2 separate regions of the Mus musculus genome follow, and region 2 is linked to region 1. A link is a contact called in ENCODE Hi-C or POLR2A ChIA-PET data. All regions are on one chromosome and are shown on one strand. Each heading gives the region's core, a stretch centred on a gene start or an enhancer-like site at or near the end of the contact. The rest is flanking DNA. Distances are from core to core; before and after follow the strand shown. Region 1 holds the start of B3gnt4 (UDP-GlcNAc:betaGal beta-1,3-N-acetylglucosaminyltransferase 4). Region 2 holds the start of Vps33a (VPS33A CORVET/HOPS core subunit).

Region 1 (3,055 bases), core at 270-2,769:
GGAATGTGGGGAGCAGGGGGTGCTCATAACTGGGAACCAAGGGGGAAAAAGTCTTCACTAGAGTAGTTTGCCCAAGGTCTGCAGTAACAAATCAGCCTTACTTTCCTTCCTGTCATTTGTCACTGCCTGTTCTGCCTAATAGTTTTCTGACACACACGCACACCCCACACACAAGGCAGGGTCTTTGACATATGCTTACTACTTTACCAAATAAACCTCATGCCCAAAAAACCTCAGACCTGCAGTGTGGCTGTCGATGATGTTAACCTGACCGACCTGCCTCACCTCCCCAGTGCTGGGCTCACAAGCGGGGCTTTATATGGTGCTGGGTAAATGCACACTATCCAAGCACTACAACCGAGCTATACCTGATAGCTCTCCTTGCCCTCTTCCCCTGGAGGCTGGAGTCACAGCCAGAGCCAGAGCCACACCTAATATAGGGAACAGAGGTACAGGTGTAGCAGCCAAATCCCAGAATGCACATTACCATCTCTCTCCCATCCTTAAGTTTAAAAAAAAAAAAAAAAAAAGTGTCACTTCGACCCTGTTGTCCCTAGAGATGTCTAGAGCATCTCTCCTACTAACTCCAGTATTAGCCAAGCAGCTAAGGACATCCTAGTAGGCATGATAGACCAGATGTTGCTAAGGATGAAGTGATTGAGGAAAGGCCACAAGACCCTGGGATAGCTATGCAAGTGCATGAAGCAAGGGGACAAAAAGTGACAGGCAGAGAGAACATCCACGCTCTGAGCTGAAGTAGGAGCCACGCAGATAAATCTCAAGACGAGGAGCGCATATGGCGCCTAGAATGCTGTTCATCAAGAGGAACCTGGAATGCCCTCCCTGCAAGGCTCAGGAGCAACACCTGAGGGTACAGTTGAGGATTAAATGGGCGCCCATGGTTTTAATGTGATTCTTGTTTGGCTGAAAGACCTGGAGGGGCGAAGGGGACTGAAGCTACAAGAAAGCTCTTAAGCTGCAAGGCTTAGTTAGGGTCACAGCAGCCTCGCGGGGATGGTGTGACCACAGAGTTGTAACTACTCGGGGTTTGCAGGTTTGGTAAGTCCGCTGCCATCCGGCCACTCGATGAGGGGGGCTCTGGTTTGTCCCGTAACCCGGTGTCCCGCACCCCACACCCACCCAAAGTCCCGGAAAAGCCCACTTCCCTACCCCAATCACTGTCCCGCGGGACCGGGTCCTCTCTCCGCGCCCTCGCCCTCGGGGTGTCGGCAGCCTCGGGCTCTGGGGAAAGGGCCCAGGTAGCTCCATCCTTTCAACCCGAATCTAGAGGGCTGCGGTGGTCGGAGCCCACAGCGCGGTGTGTCCGGGCAACCGCCGAGCCCAGACGTGCGACAGAGGGGCGGGCAACAGAAAGCCCTCCAGCAGAGGCACCGGCAGAACGCGGTTCCTTCCCGGCAACGGGATCCAGGCGCCACAGGCCGCGCGACCTCACCACCCCATCCCCGCCCTCAAAGACCTACCTAAGTACCCCTGGGGACCGCGCACCGACACAAAAGCCGGGCAGTATCTCGCCGGGAGCGCGAGGAACCCCCCGCTGGGCGGGTCTTCAGGGGCAGGGTCCCAAAGAGAGGGCGGAGCTCCAAAATGGAGCAACCGCGAGGCTCTTCAGGGAGGAGGGGCGGGGCTTCGCGTTGGGGGCGGAGCCATGGACTCCGCCCCACCTTGCAGTCTATCCAGGACGCACTTGTGGCTCGTTGGCAACTGCAACGCTCTCTTTCCCACGCCCGTTGGGCTGCCAGCGCCGTGCCCCTTCCCCTAGTGGCCACACAAACTCTCAAGCTCCGGCTGCAGAGCAGCCTTTATTCTCCCTGCTAGTCAATCAAGCTAAGGAATGCTTCCTCCACCGAGCGGTACTGGTGCAGCTGGATCTGGACCTCCACCGACAGTGGCTCTGGCTGGTACCCGCTTTCCATGGTTGGAGGCACCGTTTTCGACCTATCTGAGAAGATATAAATGCGAGCAGATGAGTACTAAGGGACAAACGGCCTGCAGGTCTCCCCGACTCGGGACGTACTCCTCCTTCATCCGGGAATTCAAGCCCTGTTCTCCAACCTAGAGGAATTCCGAAAGAGATCCAGCCCTAGTATGTTAATTGCAATCAAGAATACATTGATTCAATAAGCCCCAACTGTGTGAGTTGCGAAAGAAATTAGCTGCTTTCAAGATGACTAACAGATGGAACCTGAGGAGGCCACCTCCTGTAGCCAGGCAGGACCCCCAGTGGAAGCATAAGGACACCAGCCCACCCACAAAACTTTTGACCCCAAATCTGTCCTTTCTAAAAGAAATGGAGGGACAAAGATGGAGCAGAGACTGAAGGAATGGCCAACAACCAGCCAACTTGAGACTCATCCCATGGGCAAGCACCAATCCCTGACACCATCCCCTGAGGAGCTCTACACAGCAGCTGACTGAGCAGATGCAGATACCCACAGCCAGATATTGGACGGAGGTCGACGACTCCTGGGGAAGAGTTGGAAGAAGGATTGAAGCTTCCGCAGAAGGATTGAGGCTTCCGCTGGGGATAGGAACCCCACAGGAAGGCCAACAGCCTCACCTAACCTGGACCCCTGGGAGCTCTGAGTCTGAGCCACCAACCAACGAGCATACAGTGCATCTCAGTCACCATGTAGGTCCCCCCAACAAATGTAGCAGAGGCTCTCCCCTAAAGCTGTAGCCTGACTGTGGTACCAGTCCCCCCACAAGGTTCCCCCTAATCCTGCAGAGATTTGATGTGCGGGGGGGGGGGGGGTAATGCGTTTGGGATGGAAAGAGAGAGAGAGGGAAAGAGAGAAGAAAATTAAAGAAATCGGCTGCTTTTTTTTTGCCGCCAACTTGAGCTGAGTTCAATCCCCAGGACCCCCTTGTCCCTCTGACTTCCACATGCAAGCCACAGCCCACGTGTACACATAAACACACAAAATCATGTAAAAGTTAAGAAAAAGGGAAAAAAGACACTGAGGCTGTAGCTCAATTTCTGGAGGACTTTTTGTAACCCTAGGTTTGAGCCCCAGTGCTCTTTTCTTTTCTTTTC
Region 2 (3,055 bases), core at 160-2,659, 65 kb before region 1:
GCAACAGATTATTATTCTCAACTTCAGTATCATTAACTTGCCGTGAGTCCATGGAGATCAGAAGTGGGCATAGAGGATGTGGAACTGGAATGCTGGAGTTACAGGCAGTTTTGAGCTGGAACCCCAACTCTGGTTCTCTGGAAGAACAGCGTGTTCCCACTAAGCCATCTCTCTCTCTTATTTTTTAAACTGTGTTTGCCTGAAAGTATCTATCAGTGCTGTGTGCCTTGCTCTCCTAGGTGAGAAAGGGGCACTAGATCCCGTGTTAGCATTTCTTCCAGGCTCTGCTGCGCAGTTACCTGGCAACAGCCATGTGTGCCTGACTCAATATAAAAGAGGCTGCTTGCGGCCCCCCCCCCCCCACTCTCTTACCTTCTCTCTTCCCTCTCCCTTCTCTCTCCTTTCCCCTTTCCTGTCTGTCTCCACGTGTTCCTGGCCGGCCTCTACGCCTCTATTTTCTCCCTCTCCCCCTCTCTCTTTCCCTTCCCCTTTCCCTCCTCTCCCCTCCCCACCTCCTTCCTCAACTCCCCTCCCCATCTCCCCATGCCCTAAATAAACTCTATTCCATACTATATCCGTCATATGGCTGTTACCTCATGGGGAAGGGATGTCTCAGCATAAGCTCGCAGAGGCACCACCTTCCACCTCACCATACCTCACTCTATCAAGCATATCCCTGGCTTCCTTTTCTTGTTTTATAAAACACAACACCCTGGAACCGGAGTTACAGATGGTCACGAGCTATACTGTGGATCCTGGGAACCTGGTCTATGGGAGAGCAGCAGGTGCTCTTAACTGGTGAACCATCTCTCCAGTCCATTTATTGTTTGTTTATGTGGAGACAGGTCTCACTGTGTAGCCCTGGTTGTCCTGGAGCTCGCTATGTTTACCAGGCTGGCCTTGAACTTGGAGAGATAAGCTTGCTCTGCGATTGAACCACTTACTGGGTGTAGTAAGGTGCATTTTGTAGTTTGGCCTCGATCGCCATTTTACACCAGTATTCTAGCTGTGAAGACACAAGGATGGTGCTTTTAAACGCGACAAATAACATCTAAATTCCATCCTTAAGACCTGGGGATGGTGGCTCACGTCTTTAATCCCAGCACTTAGGAGGCAGAGGCAGGCGGATTTCTGAGTTCGAGGCCAGCCTGTTCTACAGAGTGAGTTCCAGGACAGCCAGGGCTACACAGAGAAACCCTGTCTCGAAAACAAACAAACAAAGTCAATTTTCACTGCTCACCATTCTTAGGCATGGTAGGGAAATACTTTAGAAAGGGGCGGGGAGGGGACTCCTCCTCGCATGCGCACTAGGACCTTGAAGGAGCATCACTGTCAGCAGGACTCCGCCTTTCGCGTTCAATGTGCCTCAGCGACTCGGATCACGTGAACGTCCCGTCACGTGACGCAGGCGGCGTCTGGGGAAATGCGGGTGCCCGGGCAAGATGGCGGCGCACCTGTCGTACGGGCGAGTGAACCTGAACGTGCTGCGCGAGGCGGTGCGTCGGGAGCTGCGCGAGTTCCTGGACAAGTGCGCTGGGAGCAAGGTGAGGGACAGGGCCCCGGCGCCACCAAGCTTGGCCGGGCGGGACTGTGCGAGGCCGTGGGGGCGATCAGGTCGCCCGCTCAGTGACAGCCCCTGGCCGGGAGCTCCCCGACCTGCGAGACAGTTGTCCTTTCCAGCCTGGAAGCACGCACGCCCACAGCCCTCGGCACACAGCTTGTGAAAGACAAGCTGTCACTTCGTAACTTCAACATGGATCGTTTTTTGTCTAGATCGGGGACTTCATAGAATTTCCTTTCTTCCTGTTTTCCTCTCAGTGTTTGAGACAGGGTAACGCTGTGTAGCCCTCGAACTCACTGAGATCCACCTGTCACTGCCTCTGAGTGCTGGGATCGGCTCTCCATTTTATTTTTGAGCCTATTCCTGGCTATATAGACTGTTCCTGCCGGCACTCCTCCTTTCTCTCGCCTCTGGCACTACAGGCATGAGCCATGCTGTGAGGTTTTCTTTTAAGCATTTTTTCCCTCTATTCTGAGATTTATTAATCATACCCCATCCCTCTACAGGGAATGGGAAGTTCTAATCTGAAGAAAAAAACAAAACAGATGCTCAAAGAATCAGTTTTGGGCCCGGCAGTGGTGGCGCACGCCTTTAGCCCCAGCACTTGGGAAGCAGAGGCAGACGGATCTCTGAGTTCGAGGCCAGCCTGGTCTACAGAGTGAGTTCCAGGACAGCCAGGGCTACACAGAGAAACCCTGTCTTGAAAAAACCAAGAACACTCCCTACCCCCACCCACCCAAAAAGAATCAGTTTTGTAAACATAGCTCCAACTAAGTCATTGAGTCAAAAAGGCAGATTATTAAATCACAGGGGGCAGTATTAAACTGAAAATGATGTCGAAATCAGATATAATAGATTGTGTGGACCAGGTTTACAAAGTGTTTCTCCTGGAGGAAGCAGGGATCTTTGATGCCAGTATCATGAAATTTCCCCCTTTGTGGAAGGTTCTTTTCGACCCTTAGGCTATAATGTGACCAGAGCCTTTAAAAATCCTAACTCTAACTTTTAGAAGAATATTCTGGAAAGGTGGCTTAGAGGTGAAGAGGGAGTGTAGCTCTTCCAGAGGAGCCCAGATCAGTTGCTGGCACCTACAGACAACCACTTGTAACCCCAGATCCTTGGAAATTTGATGGATCTGGCCTCTGAGGGGAACCGCACCCACCTGCACATACCCAGGCACAGACACATACAACTAGACATAATTAAAGTGGGGGTGGGGCAGGGAAAATATTAAACCTTATAAAATTATATTCTTACTGGTTATAACTGCCTTTTCTGTTGCTGGTGGTGGAATTTCTGAGTGCTTCTCCCCTCTTACAGGCAATAGTGTGGGATGAGTACTTAACAGGACCATTTGGACTGATCGCACAGTACTCACTACTAAAGGTAATATGCATATGCGATTTATCCAAGAATTAATAATTAATCTAGCCTAGTGCGGGTAATGGGATTCTAACATATCTTCCTGAATAATCACTTGCAAAGCTATCTGAG

Evidence for each region. Hi-C counts contacts between places; a loop is a spot of excess contacts on that map. ChIA-PET counts read pairs that join two places held with the same protein, here RNA polymerase II (POLR2A).
Region 2: POLR2A ChIA-PET joins it to region 1 with 11 read pairs in embryonic stem cell. The contact joins the promoter of Vps33a here to the promoter of B3gnt4 in region 1. A Hi-C loop is called at or near these places in 1 of 37 maps with a recorded cell type or tissue (CH12.LX). POLR2A ChIA-PET finds 5 or more read pairs at or near these places in 3 of 5 experiments (Patski and embryonic stem cell).

What each region holds. Positions count from the first base shown.
Region 1 is chr5:123,506,946-123,510,000 of GRCm38, reverse strand. B3gnt4 (UDP-GlcNAc:betaGal beta-1,3-N-acetylglucosaminyltransferase 4) reads right to left here and starts at 1,519. Exons shown (of 2, transcript NM_001382854.1): 1 at 1,482-1,519. Lrrc43 (leucine rich repeat containing 43) reads right to left here. Exons shown (of 12, transcript NM_001033461.3): 12 at 1,796-1,960. The coding sequence ends at 1,833.
Region 2 is chr5:123,571,369-123,574,423 of GRCm38, reverse strand. It overlaps Vps33a (VPS33A CORVET/HOPS core subunit), which reads left to right and starts at 1,409. Exons shown (of 13, transcript NM_029929.3): 1 at 1,409-1,544; 2 at 2,882-2,947. The coding sequence starts at 1,443.